Linked DNA regions of Homo sapiens: region 1 is linked to region 2. A link is an interaction called in ENCODE POLR2A ChIA-PET data of the cell type or tissue named here. Cell type or tissue: IMR-90. All regions are shown on one strand. Each heading gives the region's core, and the rest is flanking DNA. Links, peaks and the distances in the headings are about the cores only. Region 1 overlaps MTIF2 (mitochondrial translational initiation factor 2). Region 2 overlaps CCDC88A (coiled-coil domain containing 88A).

The links. Peaks named below come from ENCODE experiments on the same cell type or tissue, not always from the same donor. Only the 100,000 strongest peaks of a DNase experiment are listed, where the experiment ranks them.
Region 1: POLR2A ChIA-PET joins it to region 2 with 14 read pairs; 3 of 35 experiments call an interaction of 5 or more read pairs at or near these places.

The regions. Positions count from the first base shown.
Region 1 is chr2:55,258,202-55,267,308 of GRCh38, reverse strand. MTIF2 (mitochondrial translational initiation factor 2) reads left to right here. Exons shown (of 16, transcript NM_002453.3): 4 at 3,444-3,669; 5 at 4,882-4,993. The coding sequence starts at 3,451. Among named protein-coding and RNA genes, the nearest start is that of MTIF2, 6.5 kb to the left of the region's middle. In IMR-90, for the core only: no CTCF peak of the experiment used is centred there; no DNase peak of the experiment used is centred there.
Region 2 is chr2:55,334,225-55,343,583 of GRCh38, reverse strand. It overlaps CCDC88A (coiled-coil domain containing 88A), which reads left to right. Exons shown (of 33, transcript NM_001365480.1): 13 at 3,936-4,120; 14 at 6,766-6,903; 15 at 8,420-9,359. LOC124907768 (a long non-coding RNA gene) reads right to left here. Exons shown (of 3, transcript XR_007086323.1): 3 at 3,275-4,081. Among named protein-coding and RNA genes, the nearest start is that of MTIF2, 70 kb to the right of the region's middle. In IMR-90, for the core only: no CTCF peak of the experiment used is centred there; a DNase peak (open chromatin) is centred at 5,123; H3K27ac peaks cover 154 bases.

The sequences.
Region 1 (9,107 bases), core at 1,108-9,107, 76 kb after region 2:
GGCAGGCACCTGTAATCCCAGCGACTTGGGAGGCTGAGGCAGGAGAATCCCCTGAACCCAGCAGGTGGAGGTTGTAGTGAGCCAAGATCACGCCATTGCACTCCAGCCTGAGCGATGAGCAAAACTCCATCTCAAAAAAAAAAATTCAGTATATTCTATTTACCATGTCAGAACCATACATTTACTATGTCAGAACCATAAAATACACTTTGGGAAGATTGGTTGAAATGTAACATTTAGGCTAGGCGTGGTGGCTCACGCCTGTAATCCCAGCACTTTGGGAGGCTGAGACAGGTGGATCACCTGAGGTCAGGAGTTTGAGACTAGCCTGGCCAACATGGTAAAACCCGGTGTCTACTAAAAATACAAAAATTAGCCTGACACGGTGGCACACACCTGTAGTTCAAGCTACTTGGGAGGCTAAGGCTGGAGAAAATTGCTTGAACCCAGGAGGCAGAGGTTGCAGTGGGCTGAGATCACACCACTGAACTCCACCCTGGGCAACAGAGCGAGACTCCATCTGAAAAAAAAAAAAAAAAAAAAAAGAATGAAATGTAGCATTTAATGCCTAGTTATCTAGCAAAGATCACCCGTCCAGAGCCTTAATTTCTTTGGTCACATCAAATAACTATTATCATTTGTGAACAATTTTAAAGACTATCTAGTAGAAAATATAAATATATTTATATAATATATATGTTGTATATAAATATAAAATATAAGCATATTGTAGAAATGCCATATTATGAGATAAATCATTAAAAAAAAATTTTTTTTTTTTTTGAGACAGAGTCTCGCTCTGTCTCCCCGGCTGGAGTGCAGTGGCGTGATCTTGGCTCACTGCAACCTCTGTCTCCCGGGTTCAAGAAATTCTCCTGCCTCAGCCTCCCAAGTAGCTGGGACTACAGGCATGTGCCACCACGCCCAGGTAATTTTTTTGTATTTTTAATAGAGACGGGGTTTCACCATGTCGGTCAGGCTGGCGTCGAACTCCTGACCTCAAATGATCTGCCTGCCTTGGCCTCCCACAGTGCTGAGATTACAGGCATGAGCCACTGCGCCTGGCCAAAAATTTTAAGGCTTTGTAAAAGTTTATAATTTTGTTCAAGATAGCTTTATATGGTTAAGGTAAACGCATTGAAATAGTTCATAATTTCCATTCTTTTTTTTTTGTAATGCTGAAGAATATATGTGTCTCTCAGTATCTATGGGGCATTGGTTCCAGGACCCCCGCTGCCGCATGCCAAAATTTACAGATGTCCAAGTTCCTTATATAAAATGGCGTATATTTACATGTAACCTAAGCACATACCATTGTATACTTCATGTCATCTCTAGATTACTTATGATACCTAATACAAAGCAAATACTATGTAAACAGTATACTTTAGGGAATAATGACAAGGAAAAAGGTGTACATATTCAGTAGAGACAGAACCATCTTTTTAAAAAATTAAAAAAATTTTCGATCCACAATTGTTTGAATCCACAAATGTGGAACACATGGATACAAAGGGCTGATTAGTAATGTTTAATGATATAAAATAATATTCACAATGTATTCTTTAGTGTAAAAAGTTGTAAAACAAAATTAATATGACCTTATTTTTGTGAGTAAAATAGATAAAAGCACAAAGAAAAGAGTTGAAAATATATATATTAAAATGTTAACTAAAGTTATTTTTGAGTAGTGAGTAAAAGAAAATCTATACTGAAGAGTCTAAAAGGCTATACCCACTACTTGGAAATGTACTCTCCATTGAAAAGCAAACAGACAAACAAAAAAAACCTTAAAATGACTTTACAATTTATAGAAATAATTTTGCATATTATTGCAATGAAAACACGACCCTAGGTTATAATCAGTCATCATAGGTAGTGTCTCGTGTGCCTGAGATTCATTGTATTGGCAAGCTTGCTTTAACGACAATGAACTGTTTGTGGAATGGAACCTGGCTTATTAAACTTTGAATCAACAATATCAAGCAGAAAGCCTGGCATATGGTACTTAGGAAATGTTTCCTAAGAAGAAAACATGTTCTTCTTCATTTTTTTTTTTTTTTTCAAGACAGAGTTTTGTTCTTGTCGTCCAGGCTAGAGTGCAATGGCATGATCTCGGCTCACTGCAACCTCGACCTCCCGGGTTCAAGTGATTCTCCTGCCTCAGCCTTCTGGGTAGCTGGGATTGCAGGCGCCCGCCACCATGTCCGGCTGATTTTTGTATTTTTAGTAGAGACAGGGTTTCACGACGTTGGCCAGGCTAGTCTCGAACTCCTGACCTGAGGTGATCCGCCCACCTCGGCCTCCCAAAGTGCTGGGATTACAGGCATGAGCCACCACACCCAGCTGGAAAACATGTTCTTTTTACGTTGTTTTTGTCGTTCCTGTCCTTAAAAACTGAAAAGCAAAGCCATAGAAATGCAGTCTTGAGAGCAGAGGCAATAGAGGCCACGGGGAGGAAAAGAACTATATTACTAATGAGTTCTGTTACAGTTTTTTCTCAAAAAAACTCTTCTTTTATTCTAAGAATAATACTCAAAAGGCATTATTCAATAAATATTGGGTGTCTTCTTCCTACTATAAAGCATCTTTTTTTAGGGGGTGAGATGGGAAGATGGAAAAGTGTTAAGAGTTCAAAGACGATTCCAACTAGAGGAAGTGTGTGCAAAGTTTCAGAGCTGAGATGAGAAACCATTAGAGATGACAGGTGGGTTACAATAACAAAAGCTTGAGAGGTAGGAGTGTAGAGACTCTAAGAGTGTAAGAAATAAAGTAAGGCTGGGCATGGTGGCTCATGCCTGTAATTTCAACACTGTGGGAGGCCAAGGTGGATCACTAGATCCCGGGAGTTTGAGACTAACCTAGACAATGTGGTGAAACACCATCTCTACCAAAAAAACAAACAAAAAATTATCTGGGCATAGTGGTGCGCACCTCTAGTCCCAGCTATTAGGGAGGCTGAGGTGAGAGCATCACCTTAGCCTGGGAGGTCGAGGCTGCAATGAGCTGTGACCATACCACTGCATTCCAGCCTCCAGCCTGGATGATAGAGTGAGACCCGGTTTCAAAAAAGAAGTTTCAGGGTGTTTAACAGAAATGTTATCATTTGGAATTCGCACTTTAGAAACATTACTCTAGTTGTGATTTGGTTAGTTGATATTTCAAGAGTGAAAAAAGAGCCTTTTACAAGTTGTTATTGTATTTCAATTCTATCATAGTGGTAACATTAACAGTAATAATAATAGCTAGTATTTAGAGAGTACTTGTTATGGAATCCCATCTCTTGATGAGACTGAGATTTTTCAGGGCAGGAACCCAGTTTTACTCATTGTTGTAAGTCTAGTGAGCTAAGTGTAGTCCAGTGCTATGCATATAGTAAATATCCAATTAATATTTGCTAACTTGATTTGAATATTATTTTAAAACCTTTTTTTTTTCCCCAGGAGAAACATGAACCAGAAGCTACTGAAGTTGGAGAACTTGCTACGATTTCACACTATTTATAGGCAACTGCACAGTCTGTGTCAAAGAAGAGCATTAAGACAGTGGAGGCATGGGTTTTCATCTGCTTACCCTGTGTGGACAGCTCAACTGTGTGCCTGGCCCTGGCCAACAGATGTGCTCACTGGGGCTGCTTTATCTCAGTATAGGCTTCTAGTAACAAAAAAGGTAGTTACAGATTTCTTTTTTTTTTTTTTTGAGATGGAGTCTCACCCTGTCACCCCGGCTGGAGTGCCGTGGCGCGATCTCAGCTCACCGCAACCTACGCCTCTTGGGTTTAAGCAATTCTCCTGCCTCAGCCTCCTGAGTAGCTGGGGTTACAGGCATTAGCCACCGCACCCGCTATAGTTACAGATTTCTGTAAGTTATTTTATTACTCGGTCTAAAATGAAAGTGCCTAGAACCATGAGTACAAATCCATTTTGAGTAATTTATCATTTACAGAATATTTATTACTTAATGCAATAAAGTATTACTCCAAGCAATAGAGCTTTGTGAGAAAGGGAAGTTCCGGTTAATTGTGTGGTGCTGATGAATTTGGTTCCTTGGAAATCAGTGTAAAACAGTGAATTAAGGATACAGGATTTTAATTTTAGCTTAAGGTTTAACTACTTATGGGAGTGTTCGTTGGTAGAAATAGTAGCTATGGCCGGATGTGGTGGCTCACGCCTGTAATCCCAGCACTTTGGGAGGCCAAGGTGGGCAGATCACAAGGTCAAGAGTTCGAGACCGTCCTGGCCAACATGGTGAAACCCCATCACTACTAAAAATACAAAAATTAGGCCAGGTGTGGTGGCTCACGCCTGTAATCACGGCTCTTTGGGAGGCTAAGGCAGGCGGATCACAAGATCAAGAGTTCAAGACTAGCCTGGCCAACATGGCGAAACCCTGTTTCTACTGAAAATACAAAAATTAGCCAGGCATGGTGGCGCATGCCTGTAGTCCCAGCTACTCAGGAGGCTGAGGCAGGAGAAGCGCTTGAACCTGGGAGGTGGAGGTTTCAGTGAGCCGAAATTGTGCCACTGCACTCCAGCCTGGGCAACAGAGTTAGACTCTGTCTCAAAACAAAACAAAAAACAAAAAAAAAAAATACAAAAATTAGCTGGGCTTGGTGGTGCACACCTGTAATCCCAGCTACTGGGGAGGCTGAGGCAGGAGAATGGCTTGAACCCAGTAGGCAGAGATTGCAGTGAGCTGAGATTGTGCAACTGCACTCCAGCCTGGGTGACAGAGCAAGAGTCTGTCTCAAAAAAAAAAAAAAAAAAAGAAAAAAAAAGAAAGAAATGTAGCTATGATTGTGGTAGATATTTGAGAATAAATCTAAATTGTCACTTAAGTTTTTTCTTCCTTTTTGTTTATATGTTCTGATTTTTTTAATAGGAAGAAGGACCATGGAAATCTCAGTTATCTTCAACAAAATCTAAAAAGGTGGTAGAAGTATGGATTGGAATGACTATTGAGGAACTGGCCAGGGCAATGGAAAAAAACACAGGTGAGTCAGATATTTTTACAAAGCAAAATATGGGAATGTTGGAAGACCGGGCATTTTATTTGCAACGAGATTAAGGCATTGAAAGATTAAAAACTAGACTGGCACTTAAAAAATATATTAAGTCATTGTAATATTCTTCACTTTAAGTCATAATCCCTAGTTAGTTTCTTGACTGCCAAATGTAGTTCTCCAAGATTTTGCTTTTAATTAAAGTGGAAAAGATTTTCTTATACGAATTAAGTTTTCTTTCTCGGAAGTTTTGTGGGCTATTAGAATAAATCCAAAGAATGTTTTTAGACTGAGGGGCTATACTTATATACTTTCTCTTTTTGTTTTTCTATAATTTTCTTTTTTCTTTCTTTTTTTTTTTTTTTGGTTTTTTTTTTTGAGACAGGGTCTTGCTTTGTCCAGTATAGTGGCATGATCATGGCTCACTGCAGCCTTGGCCTCCTAGACTCAAAACAATCGTTCAGCCTCAGCCTCCTGAGTAGCTGGGACTACAGGCATGTGCCACTATGCCCAGCTAATTTTTTATTTTTTGTAGAGACAGAGTCTCACTATGTTGTCTAGGCTGGTCTTGAACTCCTGGGTGCAAGTAATCCTTCTGCCTCAACCTCCCAAAGTGCTGGGATTATAGGTATGAGCCACCACGCCTGGCCCTATAATTTTCTGATTTCCTTTTTTTCACTCTTTTTATTATTATTTTTTGAGATGGAGTTTCACTCTCGTTGCCCAGGCTGGAGTGCAGTGGCACGATCTCGGCTCCCTGCAACCTCCGCCTCCCAGGTTCAAGTGGTTCTCCTGCCTCAGCCTCCTGAGGAGCTGGGATTACAGGTGCCCACAACCACGCCCGGCTAATTTTTTTTTTTTTTAGTAGAGACGGGGTTTCACCATGTTGGCCAGGCTTGTCTCAAATTCCTGACCTCAAGTGATCTGCCTGCCTCGGCCTCCCAGAGTGATGGGATTAGGGGCGTGATCCCACCATGCCCAGCCTTTTCTCTCATTTTGACAATATCTGTAAGGCCAGCAGAGAAATACTGGTAGTAGCCAGGCACGGTGGCTCACGCCTGTAATTCCAACACTTTGGGAGGCTAGGTCAGGAGATCGAGACCATCCTGTCTAACACGGTGAAACCCCATCTCTACTAAAAATACAAAAAAAATTAGCTGGGCCTAGTGGCGGGCGCCTGTAGTCCCAGCTACTCGGGAGGCTGAGGCAGGAGAATGGCGTGAACCGTGGAGGCGGAGCTTGCAGTGAGCCGAGATCGCGCCACTGCACTCTACCCTGGACGACAGAGCGAGACTCCATCTTAAAAAAAAAAAAGAAATACTGGTAGTAATAACTACAACTTCTCATAATATTATTTTTATTTATAAATGGAGCATATTATTGTCATTTTTATATTCCTTCATTGTGATGTGCTTATTACCAATTTAGGATTTTTGAAACAAAATTTGAGTTTTCATTATAAAGTGATATTAAAATTCAGTATATGAGAAATACCCTGTTATTGTAACAAAGTGTAACAGACTCTTGGGGAAAAAAAGAATTAATAGTGACTCATATATGTTGAGCTGTCACAATGCCCTAAAGTTAGGTATCCTTATTTACAGGCTGGGAAGGTGAGGTTTAGAGAGGATAAGTAATTACCCACTATTTCCAGCTAGTTTGTGGGAGAGCCAGGATTTGAACCTAGGGAATATGGGGAATATTTGAACCTATGGAATATGGCTCCAGAGCACATGCTGTTACTCATCAACCACATTATCTTTCAATAATTATTTTGTAAATCACAGCAATGCTAAACTTCAATGTGTTTCCTGCCTGAAAGTGTTACTACTTTTTGTGCATGTACATCCTTACAAAGAGTACAAAATTGTTAGCACACTGTTTGGCTTTTTTTTTTTTTTTTTTTGAGACAGAGTTTCACTCTTGTTAACCAGGCTAGAGTGCAATGGCACTATCTCGGCTTGCTGCAACATCTGCCTCCTGGGTTCAAGCAATTCTCCTGTCTCAAGCCTCCCGAGTAGCTGGGATTACAGGCATGTGCCACCACGCCCGGCTAATTTTGTATTTTTAGTAGAGACGGAGTTTCTCCATGTTGGTCAGGCTGGTCTCGAACTCCCGACCTCAGGTGATCCGCCCACCTCGGCCTCCCAAAGTGCTGAGATTACAGGCGTGAGCCACCATCCCTGGCCTGTTTGGCATTTTTAATAATTTTGCAGATGGATTATTCAGTCATTTTATAGCTAGAAAACTTTGAAAATAAATGAATATGGCTATGTCATTCAGAATTTTTCTAAGGAAAATTATATTGGTGTGGCTTTATAAATAGTATTGATAATAGGCTTGATTTTTAAAACTTTTTTTTTGAAGCAGAGTCTTGCTCTGTCACCCAGGCTGGAGTGCAGTGGCAGGATCCTGGCTTACTGCAACTCCTGCCTCCCCAGTTCAAGCAATTCTTGTGCCTCAGCCTCCTAAGTAGCTAGGATTACAGGCATATGCCACCACACCCAGCTAATATTTGTATTTTTAGTAGAGACAGAGTTTCACTATGTGGGCCGGGCTGGTCTTGAACTCCTGACCTCAAGTGATCTGCACATCTTAGCCTTCCAAATGCTAGGATTATAGGCGTGAGCCACTGCGCCTGGCAAAACTTTTTATTATTAGCAATTATCAGACAAATATGGTAGCAGAAAGAATGGAATAAGCTTAAATGTATGCATAAGTCAGTGACAACAGATATTTTATTTTATCCATAAATACTTCAGTATGTATCTCTAAAAGATGAGGACTCCTTTTTTTTTTTTTAAACATTACCCCCTACCCCTATACACATAGAGGAACCCATAACCATAATTCTTTATTATGACTAATAAATAGAATGATTAAAATACAAATTTAGTCTCATGGAGCAGTACTCTAAACCCCAAACTGATTGTCTATGATGAAAATAAATGTGTCTATTTGAAGCTTATTTCATATTCAAATCTCTTCTGAATTAAAGATAGTTTTCATGAGGTAATTATTTTTAACTACTATATACATTAGCGATATGAGTACATTTATTCCCTCTTCTCCTGGGTCAGTTAAGTAGCTTGATGTACTATTTCTTGTTGCAATATGTTGGACACTTTTCTACATGTAAATATTTATTTAAGTCTTGGATAAAATTAAAATAGTATGTTAATACCATATGCATTTAACACAGAGGGGAAATGATTATCTCTCTGTGTAAGCTACCTCTCAAAAGTTCAGTATAATGTATTGGAAAACTAGAGTATTAGGTATTGTTACCATTATTAGAAATAGAATTGTGCTCATAATTTTTTTTTTGAACAGAGTTTCACTCTTGTTGTGCAGGCTGGAGTGCAATGGCATGATCTTAGCTCACTGCAACCTCCACCTCTCAGGTTCAAGCAATTCTCCTGCTTCAGCCTCCTGAATAGCTGGGATTACAGGTGCCTAACATGCCTGGCTAATTTTTTTTTTTTTTTTTTTTTTGAGACAGAGGCTTGCTCTGTCACCTAGTCTGGAGTGCAGTGATACGATCTCAGCTCACTGCAACATCTGTCTCCCGGGTTCAAGCAATTCTCCTGCCTCAGCCTCCCGAGTAGCTGGGACTACAGGCATGTGCCACCACGCCTGGCTAATTTCTGTATTTTTATTAGAGACGAGGTTTCAGCATGTTGGTCTGGCTGGTCTCAAACTCCTGACCTCAGGTGATCCACCCACCTTAGCCTCCCAAAGTTCTGGGATTACAGACGTGAGCTACTGCGCCCAGCCGCCTTGCTAATTTTTGTATTTTTGGTAGAGATGGGGTTTCACTATGTTGGTCAGGCTGGTCTCGAACTCCTGACCTCAGGTGATCCACCCACCTCGGCTTCCCAAAGTGGTGGGATTACAGGTGTGAGCCACTATGCCTGACCAACTCATAATTTTTGTTTTGAAATAGTTTTACAGTTCTCTGAGAGCATATTCACATAGTAAATTTGAGTTGTATCATTCTTAAAATGTGTTTCCTTGGGAAAGCATGTGGTAGAAAGATAAATAGGAAATCGTTTCTTGGCATTATTGTGGAGTACAATCAGTGGCTTGCTGGTGCTGGCTTGCA
Region 2 (9,359 bases), core at 914-8,913:
CAGTTCTTTATTTTCCGCAGTGGGAGATATCTCAGAAGACTACCTGTCTCCATAGATATGATTTCACACAGTAATATATTGTTTGCATTTTCTTGGGTCTGGTCCCTAGCTTTACATGTCTTACAACTGAATTTCATGAATGCAATAACAGATTTAATTGGTTTCTTAGCCACTATTTCATGTTAATATCCTAAGAGGCTGCAATATCAGTTTATTAATGTATTTTAAGAAATATAGCCATCTAATAAATAGAACAGAAAAGTCGTATTAGTGGTCAGCATGTTCTTTGACTATAGGTAAACCCAAATAGGAAGTTAAAGCATAATGGGCAAATTTTCAGAGGAAAATATAGTTAGAATTAGTTAATTTAAGGATCTTCATGACTACTTGTAATATGTATAGTCTCCATTATAAGATTATACCTGCCAACCAGCCCAGCCTGGTTATACTATGGACCTAATGTAAGATCCCCCAGGTAAATTTTTAACTTTTGGCTCTCTTTTCCTGGGCTTCACATTGACTTGTCCTCTTTCTTAAAGCTGGGCATGATTATGTACAATTGTTTGGATTATAGCTTTGGATATGCTAATATGGATTTTTGAAATTACAAAAAAATTCACCAGTTAGGTCACATTTATTCAAATTAGACTAGTTTCAAAACTCCTCAGTTTTGCCCAGTATTAGATTGTTCTACTTGCATTTCTTCAGCAAATATTTACTAAGCACCTAATGTGTAAAATACTATACCAGACACCAAGGACATAATGTTGACGTAGACATAAACTCTTGAGATTTTATAATCCAGTGCTTACAGAATAATTACCTCTATAGATGATTCATCCTATTGATTACCAATTAGGTTCTTCCTGTTTTATACTTGAAAACCTAATTCCAAATTCTGGGGCCCCATGTACTGGCTATAGAGTAAGTTATGATATTCAATGATTGAACTTGTGTTACTTGAGATATTTGTGAAACTTTAAAAATTATATTCCTTGTGAATTGAGTTACAAAGAAAGCAATTCAGACTTAAGTGTTTTCTACTAAAGGTATTTAGAATTACTGTGTTAGTTAAGAGTTTCCTTACTTGTTAAGTGGGGACAAAATAGTGAATATCATCTAGACTTCTGAGGATTAAATTGTTGATATTTGTGAGGCCCTTAAATAGTGCCTGGTAAATAGTAAGCATTCAAGTATTAAATATCATTATTATTATGTCACTGTTGTTTTGTAATTGATCTTAGCTGGTGTTGTAGAATTGAATATTTGCTTTACTGTGGTGTATGTAGTTTTTATTTTTTAAATTATACAAGGGACTTTCCAGAAAATTTACAGAATTTGGGAAAAAAAGGAAGAAATAAAAGGCACTAAAAATTTTTTAAGTCACTTTTCATTTCAGAAAATTTGTTTCAGAACTTTTCTATCTCATTTTCTAACCCACGTATCTTAGGAAAGTTAAAACTATCTTAGAAGTTTTTTAACTGCCAGTGTGTTTAATAATCATCTAGTATAAAAGTTTGCAGTACTTGTGCTTTCAAGTTTCTATGGAATAGGTGGGAATGTAAACTGGTTCAGCCATTCTGGAAAACAGTGTGGAGGTTCCTCAAAAAATTAGAAATAGAACTCTCATAGCATTCAGCAGTTTTGCTCCTGGGTATATATCTAAAGGACATTAAATCAGTATATCAAAGAGATATCTGCATTCCCATGCTTGTTGCAGCATTATTCACAAATGTCAAGATATGGAATCAACCTGTGTCTGTCAATGAAATGATGGATAAAGAAAACGTGGTTTATATACATAATGGAATATTTGTCAGTCATAAAAAGAATGAAATTCTGGCCAGGTGCAGTGGCTCACACCTGTAATCCCAGCACTTTGGGAGGCCGAGGCGGGTGGATCACGAGGTCAAGAGTTCAAGACCAGCCTGACCAATATGGTGAAACCCCGTCTCTGCTGAAAATACAAAAATTAGCCAGGCATGGTGGCGCACACCTGTGATCCCAGCTACTTGGGAGGCTGAGGCAGGAGAACCTCTTGAACCCGTGAGGCAGAAGTTGCAGTGAGCTGAGATCATCCTATTGCACTCCAGCCTAGGTGACACAGTGAGACTCTGTCCCAGAAAAAAAAAAAGGGGGCGGGGAGTGCCGGGCATGGTGGCTCACACCTGTAATCCCAGCACTCTGGGAGGCCGAGGCGGGCAGATCACGAGGTCAAGACCATCCTGGCCAACATGATGAAACCCCGTCTCTACTGAAAATACAAAAAAAATTTGCTGAGCGTGGTGGCGCGCGCCTGTAGTCCCAGCTGCTTGGGAGCTGAAGCAGGAAAATCGCTTGAACCCGAGAGGCAGAGGTTGCAGTGAGCCACTATCATGCCACTGCACTCCAGCCTGGGTGACAGAGCAAGACTCTGTCTCAAAAAAAAAAAAAAAAAAAAAAAGAAAGAAATTCTGTCATTTGCAACAATATGGATGAACTTCAAGGGCATTATGTTAAGTGAACTAAGCTAGGCACAGAAAGACAATAGTGCATGATCTCATTTATATGTGGTATCAAAAAAAATTCAGACTCATAGAAACAGAGAATAAAATGGTTGTTACCAGAGGCTGAGGAGTTGAGGGTATTGGGAAGATGTTGGTCAAAGGACACAAAATTTCACTTAGATGAGAATAAGTTTAAGAGATCTATTGTGTATCATAGTGACTATTTAAAAACACCTAATACAGGTAGATTAACAATAATGCTACTCTTAGGGAATAATATGTATTTAAACTGTTTCTATACTGTGTTTTAATAGATATCATACAACAGAATAAATTTATAAAGGGATAATGAATGGAACTGGATTAAAGATTTTAAAATAATTTCAGCGTGTTCAGAATATTCATTTTGAACTTTTAGCCAAAATAAGTAGTAGTGTATTTTCAAAATTCATTTAATCGTTCATTAGTTGCTACTTAGAATAATGTATCCTGTAAGTTTATAGTTAAATTTAAATAATCTTTTAATTAAAAAAAAGACTTAGGCAACTAATGGAATTTTAAAAGTTAGTAACTATTCGGTATACCAGCTTTCAGTAAAAGATTAACAACATGATGACTAGAAAAGCTGGAAATAAAAATTGAGATTTTCTTTACTTAAATATGGAGGTTATTTGCTTATCTAATTTTGAAGAGATTTTTTGCATGGTGGGGGATATGTTGGATGTGCGTGTATTTCTTTGGTTTTTATGAAGAAGAATTTGAAACATACACAAAAGCAGACCCGGAAATTCTCTCCAGTACCTTTATTCATTTCCTTTCTTGAAATAGTAGGTCTCATATTTCATTTGTAAATCCTAATGTTCTTATATCAGCAAAATATTTAATGGGTCTGCTTGAACTCCAATTTCTTCAATCTAAATTTTATGCTTTTTTTAACTAGAATGCTGTGGATGCATTAAAAGTTAAACATGTATCTCTTAGCTGGGTGCAGCGGCTCATGCCTGTAATCCCAGCACTTTGGGAGGCCAAGGCAGGAGGATTGCTTGAGCTCAGGAGTTCGAGACCAGCCTAAGTAACAGAGACCCAGTCTTTACTAAAAAATAAAAAAATTAGCTGGCTGTACCTGCAGTCCCGGCCGCTTGGGAGACTGAGGTGGGAGGATCCCTTCAGACCAGGCGTTTGAGGCTGCAGTGAGCTAGGAGCACATCACTGCACTCCAGCCTGGGTGACAGAGAGAGACCCCGTCTCTTTAAAAAAAAGAAAAAAAGAAAAGGAAAAAAAAGATTTACTTCTTTTATCTTGTTTATCTTATATAACCTCATTGAATTTTTAATAAAGTTAAGGATCAGATGATGCAATGCATATACACTCAACTTTTTAAATAGTAAAGAGTAAACATAGTAAAAACAGTAAAGAGTAAATACAATGGTGTATTTTTCAATATTATAGCACCCCAGAAATCCCTGGGCCATGAGGTGAATGAGTTGACATCAAGTAGATTATTGAAGCTAGAGATGGAAAATCAAAGTTTGACAAAAACCGTAGAAGAGCTTCGGACTACTGTGGATTCTGTAGAAGGCAATGCTTCCAAAATCCTGAAAATGGAAAAAGAAAATCAAAGGCTCAGTAAAAAGGTAAATTAAAATGTAGTGTTTATTTTAATGTTAAAAAAACTTGTAAAAGTGTAAATAAATAGCCCATTTATTTTCCACTTTTTAAATGCACGCTCAATGTTATTTTAACTTGTTATGAAAATTTTCAAATATACACAAATATGGTGTGAATGAACCCTATACTCATTATTCAGCTTCAGCAATTAAGAACTTACTAGCTGATCTTGGCCAGGTGCGGGGGCTCACGCCTGTAATCCCAGCACTTTGGGAGGCCAAGGCAGATGGATAACCTGAGGTCGGGAGTTTGTGACCAGCCTAGCCAACATGGTGAAACCCTGTCTCCACTAAAAGTACAAAAATTAGCCGGGTGTGGTTGTGGGCGCCGGTGATCCCAGCTACTCGGGAGGATGAGGCAGGAGAATCTCTCTCGAACCCGGGAGGTGGAGGTTGAAGTGAGCTGAGATCACGCCACTGCACTCCAGTCTGGGCCATAGAGCAAGACTCAAAATCTCAAAAAAAAAAAAAAAGAATAAGCAGGGCTAGAGGAGTTACATTTACCAGTTTCCAAATAATGAATTGGTTCTCTCATATCTTCTTGAGAGAACTAGTGAGTGAGTTTCTTTAGTGTCATTATGAACCCATGAATTTAAAAATATTTGTATTGTTTCAATCCACTGCATTTGTTTTTCTTACTGTCTCAACTCGGGCTAGTGGAAGCCTCTTTAAAAGCTGCTTTGGTCCTGAATCCTTATGACATGGCCTTAGCACTCCTTAAGAGCTTTCTTGCTTTCTGCCATGACAAAATATTCTAGGCTCATCTTGAACATTTTCTGTCCCAGACCTGGAGACAGCCATTTCTCTGAAATTAGCCCTTATTCCTTTTAGTGGGAAATGATATTTAGAGACCACAATTTAGGCATTATGAAACCTGAATCTTAATCAGACTCTGGTTGAACAGAAATATTCAGTTGTGCAAGAACAAGTGTTTTATTTTTGCATATCTTTCTGCACACATAATTCTACATAAATAGAATCCCATCATAAAAACATGCATGATTAAGAATTGTTTCTAAGAAGTTCCTAAGTGATGCTCATCCTGCTGTCCTGGAATCATGCTTTGAGAACCACTGCTTTAGATTATTCAGAGGCTCCTTAGTATTCTTGTAAGATTTTTACTGTTTAAAAATGTTTTTACATTGTCTTCAGTCCATTAACTAAATAATCTTAATAAGCGTTTGACAATATAGTGTTAAAGTAGGATGACCATTTAGAATTTAGAACAGTTTTATTTTGGTTGTCATTAAAATTGGGCCTGTAGAGTACAGTTTCTTTTTGAAATTAGCTTTGAAGTTTAATATGTAAATTCTTAGTGATTCAAGCAATTTTTGATTAATTGTAAAAATGATTTTTTTATAAACTGAATGTTTCACTTTAATCCCATTGATACAAAACAACAAATGAGTTTCAATAATTGTTATTCTTATATTTCCATCTATGTAATGTGAGAACCTGATTAATTATTCACAGCTGAAAGCTTCCTGAACTGTAAATTAATGTTGAATTGAGTTATTGGATAAGTTTTTTGACCTGATGCTTTTCATATTATTATTATTATTATCATCATTATTATTGGTAGTAGTATTTCGAGCTAGGGTCTCACTATATCACCCAGGCTGGAGTGCAGTGGTGCGATCTCAGCTCACTGCAACCTCTGCTTCTCAGGCTTAAGCAGTCCTCCCACCTCAGCCTCTCAAGTAGCTAGGACTACAGGCACAGGCCACCATGCCTGGCTAAGTTTTTTTGTTTTTTGTTTTGTTTTTGGTAGAGACATCGTTTCACTGTGTTGCCCAGGCTGGAAATATTATTGGAAGATTGTTTCTGTGTGTAGTTATTTCCATTAATGTTAAAATAGAAAAATTAAAATTGCTTTAGAGTGCTTCATTATTGACATAAGAATTTAACATTTAACTTGCAGTAGAATGTTTTATAAAGTCTTCTTGATTTTTTAAATTGCCTGGTTTGAATATGTTATATGATAATGGGAAAATCAATAGTCTTAGCATATTTTTAACTTTAATTTGCTATTTTGTACATATTAACTACCAGTATTTTTCATCTCTAAAATGCGTAATTGAAAAGAAATTTGAACCTAAAATATAAATATTAGCCCTTTTTTATGGTAGTATTTTTCTCCTTTTTTATCTTAAAGGAAGTCCTTTCTTTTTTCATTAAGCTTATACTGTACTGTTTATCATCTTTTCCTTCATGCTTTTTATATCTTCTCCTGCCTTCTTGCTCACTGAAATTCTCTGAGTATAAGTAAAATTTTACTTTACAAATCCACTCAAGCCAAGTGAATCTTTAAATAAAGTTTGTATAGTTCTCATATAGCATATTATCATTTATTGAGCTGGATTTGTCTTTGTGTTTAGAAAGTGAAATTTACCCCAAAAGATGCACAAGGATAAGAAATCATGTCTGCATATTTTATACAGCTACAGAAATTAGCATGGAATGCTACTTGAATTTCTATACTAATTTCTTAAATTTTAGCATTTGGATATTAACACTATTTTATCCTTTATTCAGCGATTATGTTTTGTTTTGACATGTTTTCACTGTTACAGAATATTTAACGTATTGTTTTGTGATTTAATTTTCTCTAGGTTGAGATTCTTGAAAATGAGATTGTTCAAGAAAAGCAAAGTCTTCAGAATTGTCAGAATTTAAGCAAGGATCTAATGAAGGAGAAAGCTCAGCTTGAAAAAACAATAGAAACACTGAGAGAAAATTCAGAGAGACAGGTTCATACATTTTTTACTAAGTAAACAATGTATTTTAAAATTTATTAGCAAAAGTTATTTAAAATATATGCAAACAAAATGTTCATATAAACATTAAAGGGAAATATTTTAGAATTTTTTTATTTTAAAGTAATTATAATTTTACCTCATTTTCTAACCTATGTGTCTTAGGAAAGTTGAAGAGAAAGCTTAGAGTTTTTTAAACTACCATTGTGCTTAATAATCATCTAGTATAAGCATTTGCAGTACTTGTGCTTTCAAGTGTCTGTGGAATAGGGCTGCCGATTCTAGAGTCCCTGAGTGGAGTTGGCCAGGAAATGGAGCTGTCCTCTGACCTACCAAAGAGGGAGAAATGTGGTGGCAACCACACTGTCTTGGATATTACCAAATTTGTTTTCAGCTCTTTAATGTTCATTCTCATTTTATGTTTGAGGAAACTGAGAACTGCATAGATTAATTGACTTATTTTTGAAATATTTATTTATTTGAGACAGGGTCCAGCTCTGTCACTCATGCTGGAGTGCAGTGGCACAATCATAGCTTACTGCAACCTCGAACACCTAGGCTCAAGCAATCCTTTCACCTTAGCTGGGACTACAGGCATGCACCACCATGCCCAGATAATTTTTTAATTTTTTTTTTTATTTTTTGGTAGAGACAAAGTATCACTATGCTCCCCAGGCTGGTCTCAAACCCCTGAGCTGAAGTGATATTCCTGCCTCAGCCTCCCGAAGTGCTAGGATTATAGGTGCCAGCCACCATGCTTGAGCATTAATTTTTTTAGAAGTTAAATTATTTGTTTATATCATCCAGGTACAGTCCTCAGACCAGCCATAAAAATGAAGGTTTCTTTAGAGATACAGAACCAAAATTCTAGACTAAGCTTCAATCTTCATTTTTCCAAGCTTGTTGAGATTATTTAACACACTAAATTTTGAGAATCATTGTATTAGATCACGCTATAAATTGGATGAATTAGTTCCCAAATGTACCCAGTGATTTTTGTGATTTTGATGCTTCCTACTTAGAATTCTTTTTGGGAATGAATACACACACATACAAACCCATATATACACATGTAATACAGCACATATTTACTGAGGACCCACTGTAGGCATTGCAAAGGTTACTTAGTAAAAGTAGAACCTTATGTTCTCAAGGAGGTATGTGTGTGTGTTACCTGTATTCCTATTTGAATTTGAAGCATGTAACTGTAAATAATCTGAAGACCATTATGATTAATAGAAAATACATTTCTCAACCGTTCCTTTAAACTGTGAACTTCCTAAAAACATGAACTTTAATGACCTCACAGTAAGTGTACACAGTGGTCTTCAGTAAATGACCTCACAGTAAGTGTACACAGTGGTCTTCAGTAAATACTTGTCAGAATTAAAAGTAAGACATGTTCTAGCACCCTTTTTTTGTTCCCCTTTTCTTGGTAGTTTTTGGAAGAGATAAACCATAGTTAGTTTTTCCTCAATTACAGCTTTTAATTATTTTCTTTTCAAATTAGATTAAGATACTGGAACAGGAAAATGAACATCTGAATCAAACAGTGTCTTCCTTAAGGCAGCGGTCCCAGATAAGTGCAGAAGCAAGAGTGAAAGACATTGAAAAAGAAAACAAAATTCTTCATGAATCTATCAAAGAAACAAGTAGCAAGCTAAGCAAGATTGAATTTGAAAAAAGACAAATTAAAAAAGAATTGGAACATTATAAAGAAAAAGGAGAACGAGCTGAAGAACTTGAAAATGAATTGCATCATCTTGAAAAAGAAAATGAATTATTACAGAAAAAAATAACTAATTTAAAAATTACTTGTGAAAAAATTGAGGCCTTAGAACAAGAAAATTCAGAGCTAGAAAGAGAAAATAGAAAATTAAAAAAAACATTGGATAGCTTTAAAAATCTGACCTTTCAGTTAGAATCCCTAGAAAAAGAGAATTCCCAACTTGATGAGGAAAACTTAGAACTGCGAAGGAATGTAGAATCTTTGAAGTGTGCAAGCATGAAAATGGCTCAGCTACAGCTAGAAAACAAAGAACTGGAAAGTGAAAAAGAGCAACTTAAGAAGGGTTTGGAGCTCCTGAAAGCATCTTTCAAGAAAACAGAACGCTTAGAAGTTAGCTACCAGGGTTTAGATATAGAAAATCAAAGACTGCAAAAAACTTTAGAGAACAGCAATAAAAAAATCCAGCAATTAGAGAGTGAACTACAAGACTTAGAGATGGAAAATCAAACATTGCAGAAAAACCTAGAAGAACTAAAAATATCTAGCAAAAGACTAGAACAGCTGGAAAAAGAAAATAAATCATTAGAGCAAGAGACTTCTCAACTGGAAAAGGATAAGAAACAATTGGAGAAGGAAAATAAGAGACTCCGACAACAAGCAGAAATTAAAGATACCACATTAGAAGAAAATAATGTGAAGATTGGAAATTTGGAAAAAGAAA